4 separate regions of the Mus musculus genome follow, and regions 2, 3 and 4 are each linked to region 1. A link is a contact called in ENCODE POLR2A ChIA-PET data. All regions are on one chromosome and are shown on one strand. Each heading gives the region's core, a stretch centred on a gene start or an enhancer-like site at or near the end of the contact. The rest is flanking DNA. Distances are from core to core; before and after follow the strand shown. Region 1 holds the start of Rpl27 (ribosomal protein L27). Region 2 holds the start of Ramp2 (receptor (calcitonin) activity modifying protein 2). Region 3 holds the start of Tmem106a (transmembrane protein 106A). Region 4 holds the start of Rdm1 (RAD52 motif 1).

What was found. ChIA-PET counts read pairs that join two places held with the same protein, here RNA polymerase II (POLR2A).
Region 2: POLR2A ChIA-PET joins it to region 1 with 10 read pairs in embryonic stem cell. The contact joins the promoter of Ramp2 here to the promoter of Rpl27 in region 1. POLR2A ChIA-PET finds 5 or more read pairs at or near these places in 3 of 5 experiments (Patski and embryonic stem cell).
Region 3: POLR2A ChIA-PET joins it to region 1 with 15 read pairs in embryonic stem cell. The contact joins the promoter of Tmem106a here to the promoter of Rpl27 in region 1. POLR2A ChIA-PET finds 5 or more read pairs at or near these places in 4 of 5 experiments (Patski and embryonic stem cell).
Region 4: POLR2A ChIA-PET joins it to region 1 with 17 read pairs in embryonic stem cell. The contact joins the promoter of Rdm1 here to the promoter of Rpl27 in region 1. POLR2A ChIA-PET finds 5 or more read pairs at or near these places in 4 of 5 experiments (Patski and embryonic stem cell).

The regions. Positions count from the first base shown.
Region 1 is chr11:101,437,963-101,444,250 of GRCm38, reverse strand. It overlaps Rpl27 (ribosomal protein L27), which reads right to left and starts at 2,006. Exons shown (of 5, transcript NM_011289.3): 1 at 1,795-2,006; 2 at 1,446-1,528; 3 at 581-750. The coding sequence starts at 1,526.
Region 2 is chr11:101,241,958-101,248,700 of GRCm38, reverse strand. Ramp2 (receptor (calcitonin) activity modifying protein 2) reads right to left here and starts at 2,367. Exons shown (of 4, transcript NM_019444.2): 1 at 2,129-2,367; 2 at 1,557-1,646; 3 at 1,013-1,115; 4 at 451-890. The coding sequence starts at 2,249. The coding sequence ends at 635.
Region 3 is chr11:101,576,755-101,583,506 of GRCm38, reverse strand. Tmem106a (transmembrane protein 106A) reads right to left here and starts at 1,265. Exons shown (of 9, transcript NM_144830.3): 1 at 1,182-1,265; 2 at 803-882. It overlaps Nbr1 (NBR1, autophagy cargo receptor), which reads right to left. Exons shown (of 24, transcript NM_008676.3): 22 at 6,256-6,313; 23 at 5,470-5,575; 24 at 1,556-2,922. The coding sequence ends at 2,749.
Region 4 is chr11:101,626,472-101,632,996 of GRCm38, reverse strand. It overlaps Rdm1 (RAD52 motif 1), which reads right to left and starts at 5,048. Exons shown (of 7, transcript NM_025654.2): 1 at 4,933-5,048; 2 at 4,545-4,724; 3 at 2,637-2,759; 4 at 2,018-2,177. The coding sequence starts at 5,028. LOC115487916 (a small nuclear RNA gene) reads right to left here and starts at 5,631; the gene lies at 5,441-5,631.

The DNA of each region.
Region 1 (6,288 bases), core at 757-3,256:
CTGGTTCAAAACAAAACTGCACAGAGCCCTCTCCTTCCACCCTTATTCGGGTTCCAGGGATTGAACTCCGGTCACCAACACCAGGCCCTAAGCTGTCTCACAGCCCAAAGAAAACCATCTCGTACAAAGGTGAGGGAAGGCAGACCAGACCCTGTCCTGCGTACCCTAGAAGACAAATCCAGCAACCTGCACTTAATAAGGGCAAGCTGGAGAACAGAAAACGAAAGGGACCTGAGACAGGATGCTCACACCTGAAACCCAGAACACAGGATTCCGAATGTGAGGATAGCCTTGTGCTAAAAGACAAACAAAAACGGATGCAGAAAGATTAATGAACTACAGACTCTATCAAGTCTACTCCCCTCCCCTAACAGCGCTGTGGTCAAACCCAGGGTCTTGTATCTGCTGGGTTACAGTTATACAAGCTTAGCATTCTCAAGATGGAGGGAAGACGATCCCAGGGGCGGGAGAGGAAAGAGCAAGGGAATATGATGGCCCTTTCTTGTTCCACAGCAACCACAAGGCTGCCTCTTCCTCAGAGGAGGATGTGAACTTGCAATTCCATTTCTGGAAGGCTCACCTTGTGGGCATGAGGTGGTTGTAGTTATAAACTTTCACAAAGGACTTGATCTTGGATCGCTTGGCGATCTTCTTCTTGCCCATGGCAGCTGTCACTTTCCGGGGATAGCGGTCAATTCCAGCCACCAGGGCATGGCTGTAAGGGCGGTCCGAGGTGCCATCGTCAATGTTCTAGACGAGAAAAGGGAAAAAGAAAAGTCACGTTACTGCTTCGGCCCCATCTTAGTAAAACTATGTTTACTGAATACACCCTCCACATCTCTAGATTACTCCTTTAATGCTAAGAGTCAACAGGACAGTAACTCTGAGTTAGCCAGTGTTGACTCCTGTCACAAGGAGATTTAGAAGTCCATCAAGGCTAACACTCAAAGTGACCCCTAACACCTTCCCCCATGAAGCTAGTTAAGGTTAAAGCCCAGACTGCAAAGCGGGCAGCCTAACTAACCGGTTCTAGCTAAATGACAGGAGCAGGAAGCTGGAGAGGCCAGTGGTCTTGTGGCTAGGACCACAAGGGTTTATAAAACTGGTAAGAGGCAAGTAGCAAAACGCTCAAACACACCCAGGGGATGCTCTCTAAGTGTAAGTAGTGTCTCCCATCCTACATCCTCTCAGCTGCCTGCAGCACCCATTACTTTGACCTTAAGTAACTTAACACCTCGAAACCTTAGTGCCGGAAATTAAGTTACTGCAAGAACTATACACCACAGCTGTAATATGTACAATACACAGTGGCCACCATTACTACCCATTATGCATTCGCCAGTGCCTATTGTTAGGACAGATCTTAAATTCCCATCCGGCTCATCTTATCCAGCAGCCGAAATCCGCACATGCAAGCAGTCTCAAGAGCCCCGGGGGTCTGGTACCTTCACGATGACGGCTTTGCGTCCGGAGTAGCGTCCGGCCAGGACCAGCACCACTTTCCCGGGTTTCATGAACTTGCCCATCTCTGCAGAGACAAAGACAAGGAAGGAGCCGCTCACAAGTGTGTAAAGCGGAAGGCCCCGGAGCCGACGTCTACCTGCGAGCCCCGGTCGTAGGCCCGCGACTTTAGATCACCCGCTGCCGACTCCGCCACGCGGCCCGGAGGTCCTGCTCGAGGGATGCGACTCCCCGTGAAGCCGCCAGAGGCTCAGAGTCCGAATGAGCCCAGCAACCCGACCCCGGGACCGCGATGGCGGCGGATTGCAAGACCCTCTCCAGGCCTTTACTCACCGACAGCAGGCAGCCGGCACCCAGCAGAAAGGAAAGGAGGGCACTTCCGCTAACCTTTCACCTTACGGAGAGGTGGCTTCACTTCCTGTCCCGCCTCCCAGGCCCAGCCATGCCCCACGGTTGGTGGTCAAAGTTGTTGGCGGAAGGAGCTCGTCAGGGAGGGTCGGGCACTGCGTTTTTGAACCAAGCTTTATTAGCAGCACGAGCAGCAGACAGGAACAGAGCGTTCCGGTTCCGGCGTGTGGAGGGAGGAGCGAGGATGACACCTGAATGTGAGCTCTGTTCTGTCCCCTTCATTGCTGTAGTCCCCTACTCTGCCACTAGGAGGAGGACAGAGTCTGAAATTCACAGTTTTGCTTTGTAAGACCGGGCTTTGCGGGGGTGTGTGTGTGGGGGGGTGTGGGTGTGTGTGTGTGTGTCAGTGGTGGGCGGGGGTGTGTTTGTGTGTGTGTGTGCTGCATAAACCTGTAATCCCATCGTTTGAGGGGCTGAGACAAGAGTTCCAGTTCTAGTCCAACGTAGGTTACATAGACTCTGTCTTCCATAGGTAAATAAATTACAATTTATTTTAATTTAAATAATTTAAAATTATTATCCATAAGAAACAAAATGACAGCCGGGCGTGGTGGCGCACGCCTTTAATCCCAGCACTTGGGAGGCAGAGGCAGGCGGATTTCTGAGTTCGAGGCCAGCCAGGTCTACAAAGTGAGTTCCAGGACAGCCAGGGCTATAAAGAGAAACCCTGTCTCGAAAAACCAAAAAAAAAAAAAAAAAAAAAAAAAGAAACAAAATGACCTCCTCGCGCACAGTTAGATGAAAAATGAAAAATGGAAAAGATCAGACAGTATCCTTATCTCCAACATTCAACCCGATGATGTCAGATATTGACTACAATAAGCATGTGGTACTCCTAGCTTTTAAAATATATTTTTAAATTAAAATATATATTATATATTTGTATATATATATATATATATATATATATATATATATATACACACATATATGTTGAGATTTAGATTTTGTTTTGTTTTGTTTGGTTTGGTTTTTTTTTTGAGACAGGGTTTCTTTGTGTAGCCCTGGCTGTCCTGGAACTCACTCTGTAGACCAGGCTGGCCTCGATAGATTTATTTTTATTTTTTTGTATGAGTATTTTGCTTTTTTGCCTGCATGTATGTATATGCACCAAGATGAGTGTCTATTCTCCAAGGAGGTCAGAGGAAAATGTTGGATGCCCTGGAACTGGTTTTACAGATGATTGTGAGTCACTGTGTGGGTGCTGGGAATTGAGCCTGGGTTCTCTGCAGATCTTCTGCAAGAGCAGAAACTGCTCTAAGTACCATCATCTCTCCAGCCCCTATTTATTATTACTTCAATATTTTTCAGTTCATTTTTTTTTTTTTTAAAGATTTATTTATTATTTTATGTAAGTACACTGTAGCTGTCTTCAGACACACCAGAAGAGGGAGTCAGATCTTGTTACAGATGGTTGTGAGCCACCATGTGGTTGCTGGGATTTGAACTCTGGACCTTCGGAAGAGCAGTCGGGTGCTCTTACCCACTGAGCCATCTCACCAGCCCCCTTTTCAGTTCATTTTAAAGGACTTATTTTCAGTTATGTGTATGTTGATATGTGGGTATGTGTGAGAATATGATGCCCACATAGGCCACAGACATTGGATCTCCTGGAGCTGGAGTTACAGGCTGTGGTGAACCATTTGATGTGGGTACTAGGAAGAGAACTGGGCTTCTCTGGAAGAGCAGTAGTGCTCTCCACTTCTAAGCCACTTTGCTGGCACTAATTTCTGAGACAAAGTCTTACTCTGTAGCTAAAGCTGGCTTGGAAGTCACATTATAGCCTAGGCTGGAATCCAGCTTTCAGTGATCCTCCTGCCTCAGCCTCGTGAGTCCTGGAACCACATCTGGATTATACTTGCATTTCTGTATCCAATAAATATTTTGGGGGGGGGGTTGAAACAGGGTTTCTCTGTCTAGCCCTGGCTGTCCTTGAACTCATTCTGTAGACCAGGCTGGCCTTGAATTTAGAAATCCTCCTGCCTCTGCCCCACAAGTGCTGGGATTAAAGGCGTGCGCCACCACTCCTTGGCTAAAAATGGTTTTATATTTTTTTTTAAACTGTCTACCCCAAGCTGCACTTGAACTCAGCAATCCTCTTGACTCAGCCTCTTCTATCTGTGACTCCAGTCTTGGGTCACCATCCCTGGCTCCAATTAAAATATTTTCTGAAGCAGGAGGTAGCATTTCCCAAGGTGATGAATAGACCAGGCTCCCTCACCTACCAATTCTAGAATACATTTCACCTGCTCTCTCCTACCTACCAGTTTTTTTTTTAATTTTTTTTTTAAAGATTTATTTATTATTATATGTAAGTACACTGTAGCTGTCTTCAGACACACCAGAAGAGGGAGTCAGATCTTGTTACGGATGGTTGTGAGCCACCATGTGGTTGCTGGGATTTGAACCCTGGACCTTCGGAAGAGCAGTCGGGTGCTCTTACCCACTGAGCCATCTCACCAGCCCCCCTACCTACCAGTTTTTAAAAACATTTTTAAACTCTTTTTTTTCATTTTATTGGAACTTACTTTTAATTGTGAAGTCAGTATGAATTAGCTAAATGTTGATTGTTAAAGAAAAAATTAAGTATGTAGAAAAATGTAAAATATTAGATATAAGGAAGGGACACCTGTTATTGGACTTTGGACTGTTTAGGCTGCCTACATTTTATAGAGATCAACATTCATTTTACACATATGTTGATATACATGAAAGTTTCAGATACATTATATATGATGTAGTTTCTCTCTATGTGTGTGTGTATTAATTGCTTTACATATGTGAGTGAATTTCCCAATTTTACAGAGAATAAAATAGCATAGAGATTTATGGATTGCCAAAAGTCAAATATTTGTAGTTTGGCTAGGTTTACCTGACAGTGGAATTTGTATGTACCCTCCATAAAAACCTCTCTTATGTAGAATGAGTGACTATAAGGATGATAGCCCATCACTTGGTGATACTAGTGTCTCATATGAAGATTTTTGCTGAATCTTGGCAGGTACTCTAGCCATAGGTGTGTGGGACAGCAATTGTCCAGCTATGTGAGATGGTTGTTCTGTTCATTTTTTTTTTTAAGATTTATTTATTTATTATATGTAAATACACTGTAGCTGTCTTCAGACACACCAGAAGAGGGAGTCAGATCTCGTTACGGATGGTTGTGAGCCACCATGTGGTTGCTGGGATTTGAACTTCCGACCTTTGGAAGAGCAGTCGGGTGCTCTTACCCACTGAGCCATCTCACCAGCCCCTTTTAATTTTTTCACAGTAGCAGCTATCCCACTATATATGTATTTTTATAACACTCCATTATATATCTTAAATATGAACAATATACATTTTAAAAAGAAATAAATAAAATCCATCTTTAGAATAAATCATATGAAGACCTCATTTACTAATGAGATTAGTATATTTTATATAGAAATAACCTTAGAACTCTTGAAAATATTTTCTTTCTTTTTTTTTTTTTTTTTTTTTTTATTTTTTGAGACAGGGTTTCTCTGTATAGCCCTGGCTGTCCTGGAACTCACGACCAGGCTGGCCTCAAACTCAAAAATCCACCTGCCTCTGCCTCCCGAGTGCTGGGATTAAAGGCATGCGCCACCACGCCTGGCGAAAATATTTTCTTTTATTCTTCTAGCATGAAATTTTCCATTGTTTATTTTCTTTAGGATTTCTTAAGTTCTGTAATGAAAAGAGTGGTTACAGATTTACCTACCTATTCATAAAATCCACTTTAGAAGGGTTTGCCTTTATGCATTTTACGGTATGATTTTCACAAATTAAACATAAACTCATTATATGTGCCACTTAATCCAGTTTCTCTAGACACTTTGTGATTACTGGGCATAAACACGTTTACTCTCACCGTAAGTTTGTTTTTTTAAGTCAAAGGTCACAGACACTTGGTCTCATTTTTCTTTTTTCTTTTTTTTTTTTAATAGTACAATTTTGTTTTGTTTTGTTTTTAATTAATTAATTAATTTATTATATGTAAGTACATTGTAGCTGTCCTCAGACACTCCAGAAGAGGGAGTCAGATCTTGTTACAGATGGTTGTGAGCCACCATGTGGTTGCTGGGATTTGAACTTCCGACCTTTGGAAGAGCAGTCGGGTGCTCTTACCCACTGAGCCATCTCACCAGCCCTGGTCTCATTTTTCAAATAGCTGACTGAACTGGAACAAAGCAGATGTTTTCAGACACTGGGTTTAAAACTAAGGTGCATAGAAACCCAGTGTGGGTGTGAATAACTTGCTTTGGAATAAAGGCTGAACAGTTTAAAAGTTACAATGGAGGTAACTTTTGAAAATTGGAACGATTAAACAAAAATTTTTAATTATACAAAATAATTTAAGCTTTCTGATATAGATAATAAAATAATTTAAACTTTCTTATTACAATAAATCTGAGG
Region 2 (6,743 bases), core at 1,118-3,617, 200 kb after region 1:
GCCAGCCCCATTGCCTTCAGCCTCAAGCCTGAGATTCGTACGGATTAATTCCTGTTGGTAATCATATTTCTTCTTTCTAGCTCTAGAGTAAACCGAGGCACGAAGAAAGGCCAACACTGGGCTCCCGGGTAGCCTTTCTTCCTTGCAGGAGTTACTGTAGAGCTTTCTTGCCCCTCCTCCCACACCTTCCCAACTACAGGCCCCCAGCTGCTGTCCAGGCCGGAAGGGAGTCTCTTCCTGCTCATTTCCTGGAGCTGGGTTTGGATAGCTGCAGGAAAGGCCCCTCCCTGGGAGGAAAAAGTATAGGAACATGGCCTTCAAGTGGAGGCGGAGGGCAGGTGAACTGAACTGAACTGAACAGCAGGGCCATCTAGATTCTTCAAGCTCTGTTGCCCAGTAATGATGCCCTGTAGGACTATCATCCATACTGACCCCACTAGGAAGGCAATATTGTACAAAAACATAACTTTATTTTAAAGACTACAAACATTGTGTCGTGAGTCCCCTTTGCTGCCATTTCCACCAATCCACAGGTCTGTGGGAAGGATGAGAGTAAGTGGGTAGGGAGGGGAGGAGCGCCATTCCTGGTTCCAGCAGGGAAAAGGGGGGAAAAATGGCTGCTGAGAAATGGACCCTAGGCCTGGGCATCGCTGTCTTTACTCCTCCACACCACAAGAGTAACAAGGAACGGGATGAGGCAGATGGGGGCTATGATCATGGCCAGGAGCACATCCTCTGGGGGATCAGAGAAGGTGGGCTGCACCAGGGAGCAGTTCGCAAAGTGTATCAGGTGAGCCTCAAGGATGATGTTTTCTGCCAAGGGATTTGGGAAGCCCAGCCCAAACTTGTCTGCATTGTATTCCAAGCAGTTCTGCAGGTCGCTGTAATGCCTGGGAAGCAGTAGGGGGTTTGAGTGAGGGAATGGATGGGCACAGGGAGAAGGATGTTCCCGCCCACAAGGAACAGGTCCAACTCCTGGCCTGAGCCATCCATCCTTCAACACTGCCCCTACCTGCTAATCAAAGTCCAGTTGCACCAGTCCTTGACAGAGTCCATGCAACTCTTGTACTCATACCAGCAAGGTAGGACATGTGTTTCGTAGTCTTCCATCTTCCCTGTGGGGACATAGGCTTCACAAAGACCACACCCCTGACCTTCCCTCCAAGCCTTCCGATCCAGGTATTTCCAAAGTACAGTCCTCTGCCTTCAGAGAAGGGAATCCCCTTTGAAAAGTTCCCTAGCAGGACACTCGTGACTAAGAGGAGCATTCTCTCTCAGGACTCAGTGCCTCAGGGATCCTGTAATGGCAATCATGTGCATAGAATTTCCTTTCCTAGCCCTGAAAGCATATCCACACACACCCAGTCTTGCCCTTCTTACCCAACTGGGGCAAGACACTGGCCTGTGTGGTAGGGAGAAAGACCATAGGAACCCCAAGAGACACCAGAGAGGTTAGAGGGCATCAGTTGGTCCTCAGGTTGTCTTGTGAAAGGATTCCTCCCGTGTTGGGTTTATCCTTCCCTCTAGGTCACTCTCCCACAGACTTAGGCACTCACCTTTTGACACAAGGCTGTCCTCAGTGGGATGAGATTGATTCTGGGACTCCGGAAGAGATTGGTTCAGGGACTCCGGAGAGGCTGAGACAGCTGTATAAAGAAATGAAAGGAAAGGCCTGAATAGTGGTGGGGAGAGGTCTGAATAGTGGTGCCTGTTTACGGGTAGTGACCAAGGCCCTGGGAAGTCAGCACTGCTTTGGAACATAAAGAGGAATAATCTCCCCACCTCCCCCATGGGATTATCCTATTGAGGGAAGGGAGCGGCTGGTACCAGCTGCGTCCCAATCACATCCTGGTCCAAAGCCCCCTCCCTCTTTATCAGTCCTGAACCTCCTAAGACCTCTCCGTCCGGTCTGGGCAGGCACCCCAGCTTTTAAGTAGGAAGCAGCATTAAGTGGGAAGTAGCCGGCCTGCGCCAACCCAGAGATGTATTCAGGACCCATCTGCAGTTCAGAGGTGCTCCGCACGTCGATTGGTACTCGCAGGGTGGTCCCGTGCTGGCCTCGATGTCCCAGGCCCCTTCCCCTCCCGGACCTCCCACATCTCCCACCCGGGCCCGACACGGTGCTCACCGCCCAGCAGCAGCAGCAGCAGCAGCAACAGCGGAGGGAGGCACAACGCTGTCGGCCGCTGGGCGCGGGTCACACCAAGCCGAGATCCACCCGGGGCGCGCTCTACCCGGAGCGGGGCCATCACGCCTTGGGTGAGATGGCGAGGAGGGGCAGCGGAGCTGAGCTGGCCCGGGCGGGGGCGCCTATATCCCCGGCCCGAGCCGCAGGAAGCTGCGCCGCTTCCTCGGAGGGGCTGGCACGGCGGCGGCCACGTGGGGGGCGGGCTGCAGGGGGAGTCACTGCCGCACCCGCGCCTCGCTCGGCCCGGAGCGCCCTGGCCCACTCTCGCTTCCAGCTCGGGCTGCGGGGCTGGACAGCTCCCCCTGTACCCCGTGAACTGCGATCCACTTCCCTCCCTGGACTAGCTCAAGTCTCCCAGCATCAGCCGAAGGATTCCAGTCGTTCACTCCTTCTCGCACCGGAGGGGTGGGGACCAGCTGCCGTCCCAGACCTGGGGAAGAAGGAGGCAGTTGGGAGCTCCAAAGGCCTCCGATGCCTGGGTATCTGAGGCAGGGGAGTTTGGGGGAAGCGGCGTCAAGAGCTGCGCCCGCCCCACTTTCTTTTCCCAGGGAACACCCACTGATGTCTGCCAAAATCCGGAGAGGAGAGGGGCCTGGCTCTACTGAGAAAGGAAGAAGGTCTGAGAAGCAGGGTAGGGAGGAGTTAAAGTCTAAATAAACCCCCTTCAATGTAAATTCTGAGACCTTTACCCACAAACCTGATATTGGAGTGCAAAAAGTAAGTTGACTACATTTCCAGGAAAATGGCTACCCAGGTTGCTAGAGCGAAGGGAGATACTAGAACTTCCAATGTGCTTCTTAGTGTTTGAGGTGAGTTGTTGCTGTGGTGGTTGCTGTTGCTGCTGCTGCTGCTCCTGGAACCTCAGCCCCAAGGCAAGCAAGCATATTATCACCATCACCTATTTTATAGAGGAGGAGGCAGCTAAAGCTCAAGGAGAGACCCCAGGACTTGAACTGAAAAGTTCTGTTCCCAAATCTACCTTCCCCAGCTCTACAGCCTTGGAGTCTTATACGGTTGTCCGTTGTTTTCTCATGCACTATTAGGACCTTGCTCTCCTCCTGCTCTGGAGGAATCTCCTTTGTGGAAAGAGAAGCCGGTTTTCTTTTTTTCCTTTCCTGAGTGACTTGGCTAAGGTCACGTTTTACTGGGAAGCCCCAAAGGCTCAGTCTGGGCCCCCAGGGACCCTGCCAGCTATCACAACTCAGCTGTTGCTGTATATTGGGCCAGCCAGCCATTAGCCTGAATTAGCCCAGGGGCTTGTTTGGCCGCACTTTTCAACTCCAGGCACACAGCTGTCAGCGCAAAACTTTCCCAATTACTCCCAGACATTGACCCTTGAACTCAGCTGTTGCTGTTGTCCCAGTTTACTGATTCCTGTCCACCAAAGTTATCTTTTATGGTCCTCCCTTAAAAAAAAAAAAAAAAAAAAAAAAAGCATTGCAAGACTTCCAGCTGGCCACAGGCAGCTGGAATTAATTATAGGCAGCTATAAGGGGTAGGGGTAGCCCTTTGAACACCTCAAAGTTCTGTTGGTAAGGATCAGAGGTGCAGAGAACCAGGTAGCCTCAGAGCCACTTCAAACTGGGGACCAAGAATGGAAGAATTCTTCAGAGAATTGCCCTTTTACTCTTTACATTTTAAATACTTTTTAATGTATGTCACCTTGTGTGGGTGCACATATATGTATGTGTGTGTGCAGGTGCCTGAAGAAGCCAGAGTAGAGTACGGGGGTCCTTTGGAGCTGAAGTTGCAGGGGAGTGTGAGCCACCTGATATGAATGCTGGGAACTGAACTTCCTCCTGTACAAGAGCAGAAAATGCTCTTAACCACTAACTCCCTGGGCTTGCTTGCCTTCCTTCCTTCCTTCCTTCCTTCCTTCCTTCCTTCCTTCCTTCCTTCCTTCCGCATCAATATCTCCTAAAGCTCCAACTTGCCTCAACAGAGCCAAGGAAGACCTTGAATTCCTATCTACCTGATCCATTTTCTGAGTGTTGGGATGACAAGAGTTCACAGACACGCCCAGTTGATGCTGTGCAGAATAAAATCCAGGGCCCCAAGCATGCTAGGCAAGCTCTCCATCCACTGAGTTCCTTCCCAGCCCGGGGCCTGCCCTTTTCAAGAAGGAAACTTGGCCAAGGAGGAAGTGTCTGGGCCATGAGATTGAGGGGGAGACAGGAGGAAAGAAAGAAAGGTTGAGAGGTGAGAAAGGAGAAGCAGAAAGCAAATAGAAGACATTTCCAATGCATGAGACCAGAAGTTCCAGAGCCTGGTGTGTGTTGGGTGCCATCAGGGTCAAGGTTAAAGGTGACAAAAGTAAATGTGGTTTTAAATGGGATAGCTTGTCTAGTGGGTAAAACCACCAAACATGGAGGCGGACACTGACCAGGTCCAGCCTCTATCTCTCTGTGGACATATCATTTCCCTGTCATTGGACCTCAGCATCTTCATTAGTAAAATGGTCTTAGAACCAAAGGGCTAAAAATACAGGTAGCTTGGTATTAAGAGCAATTTTTCACTGGGACTTGGAGTTAAATCTGCATTGTGATGTTGACCCTCCAAAGAATGTTTTGTTTGTTTGTTTGTTTGTTTTTTCTAGATTTAAGCACTTAGTGTGTTTGGGAAAGCAGATGTTTATCACCTGTCATATCTCGCTGACATTCAGAAATCAAGATATCTCCACAGTTCACTTTTGTTTTGTGTTTTATCACAGCAATAGAAAACTAAGTCTTCCTTCTAATTTCACCCCCCCCCTGCTCTGTTCTCTGCCTCCCTCTTCTCCGTCTCTCTCTCTCTGTCTCTGTTTGTCTCTGTCTCTATCTCTCTCTCTCTGTGAATCTAGATACTAAGGTTGAGAGAATACATCGGATATTTGTCTTTTTGAGCCTGGCTTATTTTGCTTGACATGATGATCTCTGGTTCCTTCCACTTTCCTGCAAATGACATGAGGGTTTTTGTTTGTTTGTTTGTTTTTGTTTTGTTTTGTTTTGTTTTTGACCAAATAAAACTCTCCCTGTATGTGTCATGTTTTCCTTGTTTATTATTTTTTCTTTTGTTTTATTGTTGTTTTTGCTGCTGTTTTAGAGACACTCAGGCACTCAGGAGCTGCCATGACATGACATTTCCTTTCCTTTATTATATTATTGGGAAGGTGGGGGATATAGGCACGTCCCTCCGACCACGCACATGTGGAAGCCAGAAGCCAATTCTCTCTTTATGCCTTGTCTTGGGTTCAGGAGATTGAAGTCAGGCAGTCAGGGTTGTATAGCAAGGGCTTTACCATCTTGCCAACACTTACATCACTTTAAAAAATTCGTTTATGCTGAAAACCAAAGCTGGTTCCATTTCTTGGCTGTTGTGAGCAGTGCAGCAATAAACATGTATGTGCAAATATGACTGGGCTAATGTGACAGGACCTTTTGGGCTATTCCCCAGAGTGAGAAAGCTGGATTATATGAGTCACATTTTTTTATTTGATTTCTTTGAGGAATCTCCATGCTCACCTTGCCACAAAGGGGGCAGCCTATTAAAATCATTCGTGGCTAGGTGTGGTGGCACAGACATTTAATCCCAGCATTTCAGAGGCAGATGCAGGTGGATCTCTTGAGAGTTCAAGGTCAACCTGGTCTATAAAGAAAGCTCCCAGCCAGTCAGGATTAACCACTGGGATCATGTCTCAAAAAACCAAAATGTAATAGTCATTCCTCAACGTGGGAGCTGGGTAGAGTCTGGGATCTTTCTTGCCTATTGATGTCGCTTCTCCCATTTTTCCACAGCAGTTGGGTATTTGGATGTTCCCTTAGTTAGGGTTTTACTGCTGTGAACAGGCATCGTAACCAAGGCAATTCTTTTTCTTTTTTCGGTTTTTCAAGACAGGGTTACTCTGTGTAGCCCTGGCTGTCCTGGAACTCACTCTGTAGACCAGGCTGGCCTCGAACTCAGAAATCCGCCTGCCTCTGCCTCCCAAGTGCTGGGATCAAAGGCGTGCGCCACCACTGCCTGGCTCAAGGCAACTCTTATAAGGACATTTAATTGGGGCTGGCTTATTGGTTCAGTCCATTATCATCAAGGTAAAAGCAAGGCAGCATCCAGACAGATGTGGTGCAGGAGGTGGTGAGAGTTCTACATCTTCATCTGAAGGCTGCTAGCAAAATACTGACTTCCAGGCAGCTAGAATGAGGGTCTTAAAGCCCACATCCACTGTGACACATCTACTCCAATAAGGCCACACCTCCAAATAGTGCTACCCCCTGGGCTAAGCATATTCAAACCATGACAGATATTTTCACTGAGTCCTTGGGTGCATCCTGGTAACTAAGGGTCTCTTGGGAAGGCGAGGGTTCTCTGAGGCAGACAGGGTGGGGGAGGGGGGACTTTAGACCTCAGCTTCCAATTGCAAGAAGCTATGTCTCATGACAACTGGAAGCAGTGCAAGCTTCATGAGGGACCTAGCTGGCTTTGCCACCATTTGCACCGTTCTTTGCTTTTCTCCTTATGGGTTATTACTCTTCCTTTCCAATCTCACTTCTGCTATTAATTATGTACTTAGTGGAGGTGA
Region 3 (6,752 bases), core at 16-2,515, 140 kb before region 1:
TGAGGTTTTAAGTTTTTAAGATTGCCAAGAAGCCCTACCATTATCTAAGAAGCTTTTGCTTAGGGAAGAACAGTTTGGGAGGTGCCTTGGAACTCTTTTTTTTTTTTTTTTAAGTAAGAGTTCAATTCAGAGGAAATCAAAGAAAAGCAGAAGTTATTTCACTTTAAGGGATTTCTGCAAGTGAATGTAGAATTTTTTTTTTTAAACCAGGAAAAGCTGAGCTGTCCTTTATTTTAAAGACAGGGAAGCTGGGTAGGACTAGGAGCGGGAAGCACAGCTTCCTATTATGGAAGGGTCCTTTTGTCTTTTCTAATCAAGTGATTACTCTGTAGAAATCCCAGAGCAGATAGGCCTGAAATCTGATTGGGAGTGTAGAAGGCAGGCTTCTTTCTATTCGGGAGTTTGGCTGGAAAAGCAGGGCTTAAGGGGTCAGAGTTGCGCACGCCTTTGATTCCAGCACTCGGGAGGCAGAGGCAGGCGGATTTCTGAGTTCGAGGCCAGCTTGGTCTACAGAGTGAGTTCCAGGACAGCCAGGGCTATACAGAGAAACCCTGTCTCGAAAAAACCAAAAAAAAAAAAAAAAAAAAAAAAAGAGCTGTGGCTAAGAAACCCTGTGAAACTGGACTGGGAGGGAGCCTTGATCCATTCATTGCTTTCTGAGACTTCGGAGTCTGTTCTTCCTAAGGCAAGGTCAAGGCCAAATCTGAACTTTGCCCCCAATCCCTGAGTAGTGGCTTGAATGACGCAGTAACTCCTTAGGATACTCACATCTTCCTGGGCTAAAATAAAGACCCTTACTCACCTGGTTTAGGTCTGGGATTCCAGGCTCTGCTCAGCTCCAAGATTGGGTTTTCTGGAATGCTCCTTTGGGGAGAAGGGCCTCTAGGGTAGGGTGGAGTTGAACAGCTCAATTCAGCGGAGACCAGAGAGAGTCAATGTGTTGAAAGTGGGGAGCAGGGACTCTTGTCTACCGGGAGGGTCAAGTCCTCTCTACTAGGGGATTCTGCTATGGTAGGCAAGGAAGGAAAAGGTAGGATTTCATCGAGGAAGGATTTTAAATCCCACCTCACTGGCCGTTAGTCAAATTTGGGCAACAACGTGTTGGGCGCTGAGTAAGCCCAAACGTCTCTGAATTCTTGCTTTGAAAAGGGTAAAGAGATGGGGTCCCAGGGACGCCTTACCAGGTGACAACGCCCTCAGCAAAATCGAAACTGCGGGAGCTGCACATTTAACACAAGCTCGGAGTCCAAGCCGGGCTCGGCCCCGCCCCTCGCTCCCGCCCCGCCCTCTCCTCCTGAGAGGCCACTGGAAGACACTTCCGGCTCTGCGAGTCTCACAGGACAAATGTTGCTATCGCCAGGACCAAACTAGTTCAGGTACGAGTTTCAAATAACACGTATTCACAATTCTTTTAAGTTGCTACGTGCAAGTACAACGGAACGAAAAACTGGACCTAGATGGACAGGTCCCTCCAAATATACCCAATTTCTCACATCATGGGGCTCTGCCTCTACCCCAAACCCCAGGAAAACATTTTAAACAATAAACAGCTTGGTTGGCTTGCAGTTTGAATTGTGGTTTATTTAGAAGCATTCAAGAGTTAGATTGTAAATAAACATATTATGAGTAATTAAGATCGCCATTTATTATAAATACCAACTAAGTTAAATAATACTATTTTAACTATCCCCTTTGAGCTGGAGTTCAGATACCTTTTCTCAAACATGAATAAAATCTTTAGTGTTGTGTTGCCTTTTCTTTCACCATCTGGACCCAAAGCTTCCCTTTATAAACTAAATGAGACCTAGAACTCTTGACAGAGCCTTCTTCCCATCTATTCTAATGGTAAACTAACCTTTCTGTGGGTTAGCCCCAAAGCATTACTTCCTGTTCTCGGCTTTCTAGGGCTGGATACCTCACAAGGGGATTCCACACATTCGGAAAGTCAGCAGCAGTTCTGTGTCCTTTCACCCACACCCGACCTTACTGAGATGAGTATTTGCACATGCTTGTCCTTCCAATCCACTGTGACAGTCAGTAAAAGGACGACTACTAACTTTCCCTTTCTGTAACAGGTGCCCCCCCCATAGGATTAGCAAAATATTTCACACTACCCAGGATTCTCCTTAAATAAAATTTATGCAAAATTACTTTGACAGACACTGCTCAGTGGGTGCTGTGGGTTAACCCGAATGCCTCCTGTCCTTCCAGGTTCCTGCTAGGCCTTCTGAAAGCAAAGTGTTCCTCATTTCTAAGTCTTTGAGGAACATGACTTTCTTGATCTGCTGTCTTTATGTAGCTATGAGGCTTGCGATTGGTTATAGAAACTAGGTGAATAATTCTTGGAAACATTCAAGGTTAATCTTTAAAAAACAAAAACCAAACTAATATTTAACAGCCCATTAAAAACATCCACATGAACCAAAGGAAAATACTCAATTTCAATACAAGCAGAAGGAAAAGCGATCTAAGGAAGTCCAAGTTACTCGCTTCCACGGACTACAGCGGCGAGAGTTCTGTCCAGCTGAGTTGAAAACTGTCTTCCTACCATTCATCCCATTTCTACAGTGAAAATTTAAGTTCTGGCCTTTGATTTGCTCCAAAAAATACTGTAACAGGTACTGTTTTGACAATTCAGAGACATAGATTCATCAGATTAAAAAGCAAGCAAGGGCTTCCACCCACACTCAATGACAGCAGAGAGACCACCTCTGAGCGGCAGGCAGTTATTTAATACAAGGTCAGTCCTCAATAGCGGTGGCTGTACCAGTCGTTGTTATTCACTTGAAGGAGCTCTGTCACAACCTGCAGGATATTGTAATTGTGTTTTCTCAGCAGCCTTAGGTTCAGCTGCCTGTCGCAGAATCCCATTTCAAAGAGATGGGCCATCAGGGCTGTGGTCTGATCTTCAGAAACGATGGGCTGTGCAGAGACAAGGAGACATTTTTCTATATAATTTGCTTCTTTGCAAATCTGTATTACACTGTCATCCTAGTGTTTCCTCCTTATTCAAAGTGTTGGGTGATCAGATGCAAGGGCACAACTTTCCTGTTTCCCTAACAAGTCAATGGGGTTGACAGTGCTGCTGACTATGTGTGTGCGTAACTGAAGGAGAGGGTGACAGAGGATGCTTCAGAGGACTTTCTGAAAGCAGCGCGCTCAGGCACAGTGGCTCACACCTGCGATTCCTGCTTGGAGGAAGAACATAGGTTTGGCTACAGAATGAGCCCTTGTATCCAAAACCCCAAACAAACAAAACCACCCATTCTTCAGCCAAGTAATAATTGAAGAGCAAGATGACGAGAAGCCTCGAAGACTTTAACATAAAATAGTGGTAATGAGCAAATATGAGCAAGAGAGACTTCCTGAGGATGGCTTGAGACAGAACCTCACCAGATAGCAAGTAAGATGGGCGTAGACTTGTGAAATTATATTTTGGGCAGTCTTTTTGACTTTTTACTCTCAAAACAGAAGTGATCTCATTAAGAGGAAGCTAACACCCGTTTACAGGAACAACCCCCCCCCCCCCCCCAACTCACAGAGATCTATCTGCCTCCCAAGTGCTGAGATTAAAGGATGGTACCATCACGTCTGGCACATTTTTTTCTCTTTACCATTACTACCTCAGAAATCTTTCCTCTCATTTGTACTGATAACATGTTTCACTGCTAGGCTTGCCAACCTTAAGTCTCTTTTATAAACACCACCTTCTGCCTAGTGTAGACATGTAGACTAATATTTACCTTCCTTCCCCCACGTAGCTAGCAAGGCATACTTGAATTGTCAAATTCCTCACCATTAGGTCACAGCTCTCTGCAGCATTTAGCACTGTCTACTGATCCCTTATAAACCTCCCCAAGTTGCAGCAGTGGCCCTGTTTCTTCTAAGTTCTGTTTTAGTAGAATCCTGTTGCTTTGATACTTAAAAGGCTGCTTCTGCCTTTTATTTTTCCTGGATAATCTTATCCAATCACACAGCTCCTGCTAGAACCTGTATGTAAATGACTCTCAAACTTCAGCCTCAGGTCAAATCCATCCTCTGTAATGGAGGTGTACACAGCCAACTGCATGCTGCATGACTTTACTTTTAACCTGGATAAGTTGTAAATTCAACATTAAGAAAACTGGCAAGTAATAAACTTGTTTTACTTGGGGGTGTATTTATTATGCTTTTTTTTTTTTTTTTAGTTTTGAGACAGGGTTTCTCTGTGTAGCCCTGGCTGTCCTGGAACTCACTCTGTAGACCAGGCTGGCCTCAAACTCAGAAATCCACCTGCCTCTGCCTCCCAAGTGCTGGGATTAAAGGCTTGCGCCGCCACGCCCAGTTTATTATGCATTTTACTGTATGTTTGTGTGTGGGGTGCTCATGTGAATGCCAGAGGACAACTTGTGAGAGTCAGTTCTCTCCTTCCCGGGATCGGAACTCCGGGTGTCACGGCTTGGCAGCAAGCACCTTTATTCACTGAGATGCGTGATACTGAGTACCTAGGCTAAAGCCTGAGCTTTATCCTTGCACTCCTTTGCTAATCACTTAAATCACCGGCAGGTCCTCACGCGCCTATCTCTTTCCTGTTAATGGAGGTGTAGAGCCTTTAGTCCCAGCTCTCAGAAGCAGATGAATTTGTAAGTTTAAGGCTAGCCTGCTCTACAGTGACAGCCAGAGATATGTAGAGACTCTGTTCCAAAAGCAAACAAACAAACCCATAACAACACAACAACCCTCCCCTTCTATGTCTTAGAATAAAACCCCCGCACTTAGAGTTGGTCTTTTCTCCTCTTCAGATCAATCCATCATCCGCTCACTCACAACTCTTCCAGCTACACTACTCTATCTCCAAAGGAGAAGACAAGACCTGTAACTGAACCTAGGGTGCTAAGCAAGAGTTCTACTGTTACTAAACTACATTTGTACCTTTTTATGGTTTTATATTCTCAAATTTTATTTTGAAAAAAGGTTTTACTATGTAGCCCAGGCTGGCCTTGAACTTGCAATTTTTCTGCTTCCTGAGTAGCTGGGAATATAGGTGAGCGCTATCATATCCAGCATTACTTTTCTGGGGTACACTTGCTTTGTGCTTCAGATACTAACTCCCAAGAGCCTCAGTCCCAGTAGGTGGAGATGCACTAGCACAGTGTCCTATCCTGTCCTGGAAATGTATATACTTTGCCAATTCCCTACAGTTGTTTGACAGGAATGTGTGTCTTATTATCCCGTAGTATGTCCACTACGTTGTTGTAGAACAGCAACTTTGTACATGCAGTCTTCAACAAATCTTAGGTTCTTTTCCTGTTTTTCCCAGAGTAGCTTAATTAATTAAAATGATAGGAAATGGCGGGCAGGCTGTGTGTTCATTAAAGAGACTGTCTACACATAGTCCTTGCCATGTTAATTGCCAATCCAGACAGAAGGACTGCCATTTGCACTGGTGACTTGGGGGCTGAAGTTAAGGAAAAGAAACCACACACTGACCTGTGCAGTGACTGGTGGCCCAGAAAACAGGGCCTTGTACGCAGAGGCAGCAACAGACAAAGCCCCCTTCACCAGTCCTCCAGCAATGCTGCTCCCATTGTGGTGCCTACAGAGGAAAACCAAATTATCTCCCCTAATAAAACATGACCTTACAAGATAATGTGGGTGATAATCTCGAAAGAAAAATAAGGTATCCTTAAAAGAAAAAAAAAATCAGATGTAAAAAGAGAGAATGAAATGTTTTCATAGCTACAGATCTTGGTTTGCTGCAGGGCTCTGGCTCGGCTGGCAGAAGACCTGAGTACTGCAGGAAACGCACACCCTAGTTACTACGCCAGTTTTCCATCCCAGCTGAAAATTAATGTGGTCATGGGCACACCTGGATATCAGCCATCTGTCTGTACATCTCAGAGAAAACCTGGCAAAGGAAATGTGATTTTTCTGGATTCTGATCTGAGACGGCAGGGACCAGAGAGGCAGCGGTATGTAAGAAAACCAGCTAGATGCACCTGGGGCTTGGCCTGCTTGTCTTCTTGGGCATTACAGGTGAGGTGGATTTCAGGGTAATCCCTAAAAAGTGATGCACTTAAGCATGAGCTTTAGCTCTCTGCCGGTGGTGCTCATAAGTGTCAGACGTAAGAACAAGGAGGAATGAGGGTGCTCCTTCCTGTGCTTGGAAGGTGCTCATTTAAGGTGCTCGCCACCTGCTCTCAGAGGCTCATTCAAGCAGAAGCAATGCTGGGATGTCTTCCTGTTTCTCAAGAAGAGACTTCACAAGGTCGTTACCTTGAGTGGTCACAGCTCCTCTGTCTGCTGTTTGCGAGTCCTGTTGAGCCTCTGGGCTCTAAAAGCAAAAGAGCTGTTGGTTAGCTGCAGCACCCACAAGCTATTATCAAGGCAGGCGGCAAGTTAATGGGGGTGTCTTTAGTTTTTTTCTCCTTTCTTTTCCTCTTTTAAGTTTTAGAAAGGTCTGTGGCTGATTTAAGTCACAGAGGAAGACAAATTGTCTAGAAATGCTGGGGACATCATTGAGTAGAAAAATAACCCTCTAATCCTGTAACCCTGATGTGTTAGTTCGCAGAGTTTTAGGTTGGGCATTTTTTGGAAGAGGAAGTGACCTTGAGTGGGGACCTCCTGACTCCTTCACAGTTCTACAGTCCTGAGACCTAAAATAAGGGCGCAGTCCTGAAGGCATCACAAACCAGCTGAGCTGCCGCATTAGTCTGTGAGGAAAAGCAAAACTGGAGCTGGAGCTGGCTGGCTTCCAAGGCTGCTCTTCCCAG
Region 4 (6,525 bases), core at 3,799-6,298, 190 kb before region 1:
TGTCAGGCTGACCAACTCAGATACTTCTCAGGCCCAGATCCACTCCAACATCTACCCCATCTATGAACTGCTGAGCACATGAAGGGGCCTGTCTTTTTTTTTTGCTTTTTCGAGACAGGGTTTCTCTGTATAGCCCTGGCTGTCCTGGAGCTCACTTTGTAGACCAGGCTGGCCTCGAACTCAGAAATCCGTCTGCTTCTGCCTCCCAAGTGCTGGGATTAAAGGTGTGTGCCACCTTCGCCCAGCTAAGAGGCCTGTCTTAAAGATCCAAGGCTTCATGATCTCCATCACACTGCATAACAACAGGACGTCTGAGAGGAGTCCCAGTGAGCTTCCAGTATTGCTAGTGCAGCAGAAGCCAGAGGTCTCAGACCAGACCAATGACTCATTGCAATGAACATTTGCAAGCAAAGAAGAGTGGACAAAAGGGTAGACTGTGGGACACACTATGACAATGAGATTTTTTTTCCCTCTGTTGGAGGAGAGGTTGTAAAGGTGGGGGGCAGGAAAGGGATGAGTGGAACTGGGGTTCATGATGTAAAATTTGTAAAGAACCAATAAAAGTTTTTTAAAAAAGTATTTGAACAATGCTGGTGGTGGTGGTGCACCCTTTTAATCCCAGATCTTGGGAGGCAGAGGCAGGCGGATTTCTGAGTTCGAGGCCAGCCTGGTCTACAGAATGAGTTCCAGGACAGCCAGGGCTATACAGAGAAACCCTTTCACGAAAAACTCAAAAAAAAAAAAAAAAGTATTTGAAAAGATAACAAGTGGTCTGTTTAAAAAGGAAGCACATTTGTGGCTTTCTTAAATCATTATTTGAGCAGCTAAAGGAATACAGAGTGCCAGGAGCCAGCTGCAAGGCCCTGCTGAATGAAGGTCTAGCGTGATAAAGCCCGTTATTTTATAGGCCCAGTGCATTCCACCAAGTTCCTGCTATAATAACCTTGGGATTTGAATGAGGAGTGGGTACCAATCTCATCTCACTGTCAATTTCACATTGACCAGCAGAATCTATTACACCCTGCGACCCCGCCTGCTGTGGCTGAGGGCTGGAATTCTGCAGAGCAGGGTTGGGTGTGGAACAGGGTCTGGTGATGAACCCACAACGAGCTTTACCGATCCAGCAGTCTCGGGAGCCTACCCCATCCCACCGGTGACTAAACACCCTTGCCTCCAACTTGAACCCCTCCTGCTGAAGACCATGGAGCCTATAAAAAAACCTTGACTTCAACTGGAGTGGCTTTTCACAATGCCCTTCTACCTAGCCCAGCCATTCCATTCCAAGGCAGAGGATTGAGTGTCTGTCTATACAAAAGTTTGTGGCACTGTTTAGATAACAATAAATGATGGGTCTGTCTGTTTGTCCCTCTGTGTACACAAGAGAGCTGTCGGCCAGGTATGCTTTTAATCCCAGCACTTGGGAGGCAGAGGCAGGCCAGCCTGGTCTACAAAGTGAGTTCCAGGACAGCCAGGGCTACACAGAGAAACCCTGTCTCAAAAAACCAAAACAACCAAAACAAACAAACAAACAACAAAAAAAAGAGAGGTGTCAGAGCCTACTGGATCTGCAGACAGGTGTTTCAGCCACCGGAACCGAGTGCTGGCTAGAATTCCTTTACAACAAAAGTACAGGCTAACACACTGAGCCATTTCTCCTGTCCTAGAGCAGGGCTTTTCTGAGATAATTGAAGACGAAGATAAAGGACTCTGGCCAATTATTTCAACCTAAAGCAAGTCCTTGACCAAAAACTGGGGACACAATTTCTCCCCTAAGCCTCTGGGCAGGAGGGCAGTCCTGTTGTAAATGTAAAGGGTTTGTCATGCGTACACTTAAGGTGAAAGTCCCTATTACAAGGCATAACAATTCTGCCTAAGACTTCAGTCTAGTCTAGTCAGCCTAGGCTTCGGAAGGGCCTGGCTAGTAGCTGACAACAAGTGGAGAGAAGGAAGAGAGACAGAGAGACAGAGAGACAGACAGATCCGTGACATATCCACCCTCCCTGAGCCAAGGACATACCTTCCTCCAGCTGGCGCAGAGGCTCCTCAGAGATGCCAACCCCAGGGCTCCTGCATCCGTAGGGGGGCAGCACCACCTCTACAGCGCAGAGGAACTGGGGGCTCCCCTTCTGCATGGGCACAGCGAGAGCTGCATCCTCCAGTCCGGAGAGCTCCTGCAGCTGGGAGGGGTTGGATGCAAGTCCTAGGATTTCCTTCTCTCTGAGAACCACGTCTGAGGCTTCTCCCCAACTAGACTAGGCAAGCTCTCCATTACTTAGCCCCAGCCCCAGCCCCAGCTTGCTGGAGAACTCAATGGAGAAAGAAAAAAACCTAACCCCCAAATACCTGCTAACAGCTGGAGCACCCTGCAGCTTCAAAAGCATGTAGGATTTGTAAATGAAAGTCTATCAGCCATGTCTTACTAAATAGGCAAACACTGGAGAAACTAGGACTTGGCCAATGAACTGGGAGGAGCATTCCTAACTCTCAAGGCTAGACCAGGTCAAGCACATTGACTTATCCTCACCATAGCTGGCCCCTGACATAGCCTCCCCATAGCCCTGTAAAAGCCTCCTTGAAGTCTAGGATTACAATGTGCAACAGAGAGTGTTGTCAGTGAAAGATGCACACTGGTTTACCTTGATGATCCTTTTCGACCATCCACTGAAGCCAAAGTAGTAATTGGCCAGTTCCTGGCATCGTGAGCTGTTTAGAGCAAAGGCCTGATGCTGCAGTGCCTTGTGTCTGGTTCCAAGACGAACCTGCCATCCAGAGAGAGAGAGAGAAGAGAGACAGACAGAACAATTGGTAAAGAACTGTTTAGCACGCATGAAAATTTAAATTCAACCCCAGGACAGGATAAGCAGGGCATGGGGACACTCTCCTGCTGTCCCAGCAGTCAGGTAGAGAGGCAGGAAGATCAGAAGTTCAAGATCATCTTTCTCTGATCACAGCCAGTACAAGGCTAACCTGTGCTTAAAATAGTACCTGAATAGCTGAGCAATGAAATGATCTATCTTTACTTTCTATGCCAATCTGGCTACCTCTCCACCCACTTCCATGATACTTGCATATTATTATTGATCTGGCTCTTGAGACCCCTTCATAACTCCAATTCCCTCATCCACTTATTCTCACTTCCCAATAGTACCTTGAATTGTTTTTTTTGTTTTTTGTTTTATTTTTGGTTTTTCGAGACAAGGTTTCTCTGTATAGCCCTGGCTGTCCTGGAACTCACTTTGTAGACCTGGCTGGCCTCGAACTCAGAAATCCACCTGTCTCTGCCTCCCAAGTGCTGGGATTAAAGGCGTGCGTGTGCCACCACTGCCCTGGGAGTGCAAGTCTGGAGGCCAGAAGAGAGTGTGGGATCCCTTGGAACTGCAGTTACTAGAACTGATTGTGAGCCATCCTGTGCGTGCTAGAAATCAAACTTGTGCTCTTAATGACTGAGCCATCTCTCTAGCCCTGTAATCTGTGATTGTTAACATATCCTTCATCACTCTATCAGAACCTAAAGTTTATTAAATGATCTGTTTCAAGAGCACGGGAGACTCACCACTTTGTAATCTTCCCAGTTCCACATACAGTATCTAAATGGCTGAGATGTGGCCATAGGTTAGAAACATACCAATCAAATTCCTTAAAGAATGACTGGCAAGCAAATCACCTCAGGACCTGGAAGTGGGTGATCTAAGATAGAAAAAGGTCTTGCATCATGTATGGACGTAGAGAAAATTCACTTGGGGTCACTACTAACTGCAGTTCTCAGATTTAATCAAGGTTCAAGGGAGAAGAAAAGAAAAGCAATATGGGGGCTGGTGAGATGGCTCAGTGGGTAAGAGCACCCGACTGCTCTTCCGAAGGTCCAGAGTTCAAATCCCAGCAACCACATGGTGGCTCACAACCATCTGTAACAAGATCTGACGCCCTCTTCTGGAGTGTCTGAAGACAGCTACAGTGTACTTACATATAATAAATAAATCTTAAAAAAAAAAAAAAAAAGCAATATGGATAAGAATAAGAAGCTGGGTCAGCAGCAGGTTGATACATCAAAAGTGGCCAATCAGAAATTGAAAGGACAGGTGGTGGAATTGAGAAACATGGTGAGATGTGCTGAGGCTCTGGGGGAACGGGTTCTATGTTAATATGGAATGAAGGCTACAATGTACTAAAGGATGCTTTCCCCACCTCTGGAACCTGAAGGAAGTTCTATTTTACAGTGATGACAATAAAGCATCCATTATATTAAAACTGGCAGTTGGTCAAACACATTTTAAGTCCAAATAAAATAGAAAATGTTTATAAATAATGTAAATAATAAATGTAAATGTAACATACGACATGGGATTTTCATTGGAACTCTTGGGTTTGACCACAATTACTCTCATGATGAACCTTTTATCACCTAACCATCACCTAGGATACCTGAGGCCAGAGGATCAGTGAAAACGCATCTGGAAGCACCGGGTGAATCAGGGCACCACAGAGTCTCTAGCTACTCACTGCAGAACTCGGAACGTTATCCTGAAGCCTGCATTTGCACACACCTTCACTGGTGATGTCTGAAAAAGGGGTTTCCCATCGCAAGCCTTCTGGGCTCTCTGTGCGTCCCGCGAGGAGTAAAACTTGATGATGGCGTAGAAACCAGGACGAGCCACTGCAGCGTTCGGGAAGACTCGGACTGAATACAGAAGGCCAAACTGAGAGAACACTGTGAACAGAGAATGCTGTGGGAGGCCCACCAGTGAGTGCTGACCCCCTACCTCACTTCAAGCCCAGATCCCGCCCTTCTCCGCTGGAAGCACTCCCTTCACTGGGGCTTCATCTAAGGAGGAGACAAGCCCTCGCTGGCTCCCCGTTCCTCTGCGCCCACGCGGGGCCCACGCCTCCTGTCCCCCCACTCCCTTCCCCTGCCCTCTCCGCGCAGCCCCTCACACTTAAGGCTTCGGCTGGGGGCCCAGTGCTCAGATCCCACACCAACAAAACTTTGTCGCTCTGGGTGGGAACTACGAAAGAGATCAACTCCGCCATGGTAAAGCCAGTGCGCCTGCGCAAGCTACTACCGCGAAATTTAAACCCTCACAAGTAAAGGGCGGAGCTTAACGATTTCCTTAAAACTTCCCACAAAGCACATATTTAAAATGTTTCCACCCCACATTAGCTCCAGTGCTACACTCTTTTTTCTTTTTTTTTTTCCTAAGATTTATTTATTTATGTGGTTGCTGGGACCTGAACACAGGGCCTTTGGAAAAGCAGTCGGTACTCTTAACCACTAAGCCATCTCTCCAGCTCTGGCGCAAACGAGAACTCAGTTATCGTGTACACAACCCAATCAGGATACAAACTAACGAAAGTTAAGAAGAAGAAAACACAGACATATTTAAAAAGCTGGACTGCCCTACAATCACCATGCTCTGACTTTAAAACCAACTTTACTCCCCAGAGGGGGTGCACCGTTCCTGGAGGTACTGCAATACCAGGTCGATGCGTGGAGTGGACGGAGCAAGCTCCTATTCCAACTCCTACTTCCAAAAATCCATTTAATATATTGTCCTCGGATAGAGGACGTATCAGATATTAAACTGATAAGAACAGATACTACACTTGATCTTAGCCAAAAGGCCGAGAAGCGATACCGAACTACGCCCACACGCCCCATACACTCAACACCGACCACACCTTTAATTCACAGTCACCAACCAACCGACTCAAACATGCAGCCAACACAGACTCTCCTCTTCATTGAGTACACCACCTTTACGCCACGAAAAGCCTGTAAGATTCAAGGAGGCCGAGAAGTTTTGGTTGCAGTTTTTTGTTTTTGCTCCCAGAGTTCCACAGAGCAGTTATTTGCATGCCCCGCCCAAGCGCGCCGAAAGCTCGAACCTGGACTGCTTTTTCCGCTTCTGCGCTGTAGAGCGCAACCGGGGCGCAGAGGGGACGTATTGACCTTTCCCTGCGATACAACCAGGTTCTTCTTCGCAGTCTTTCAGACCACACCCACAACAAAAGGTCCTTGAGGAAAAGGGGCCTTTCGATTTTCTGCTTAATTTATTAGTTTACAGGCGATTCCGCTAGGCTCCTCCCTAGGATCAAGCAACCAGCTTATGGTGCTTCTTCAGGTGTGGTGATAACGACTGCTTCACCACTCCAGCTCTCTCTGTTCCCACGTGTTCCTTGCGGTCTCTGGCCCCAGCCCCCATTCTCTCCTTCTCTGTCCCCTGCTTTCTCTGCCCTCGTGACTCTGTTCCCCTCTGTCTGCCTATCTGTTCATCTACCTCAACCCCTTCTCCAAGCCCTCCCTCCCCTCTCTTCCCCCAAATAACTCCCCACCAGATCTGTTGCTTGGCGTCATTTCTCAAGGGGGCACTTTGGCATGGGTCAGCCAGGAACTCCCTAATCATATTAAATTTCATATCATACATTATCTAAAAATATATCGCTATTCTGTTTTGAGGCAGGGTCATCACGTTCTATAGATTGGAAGAAGATCCAGGTTCGATTCCCAACACCCGATGGTGGCTCACA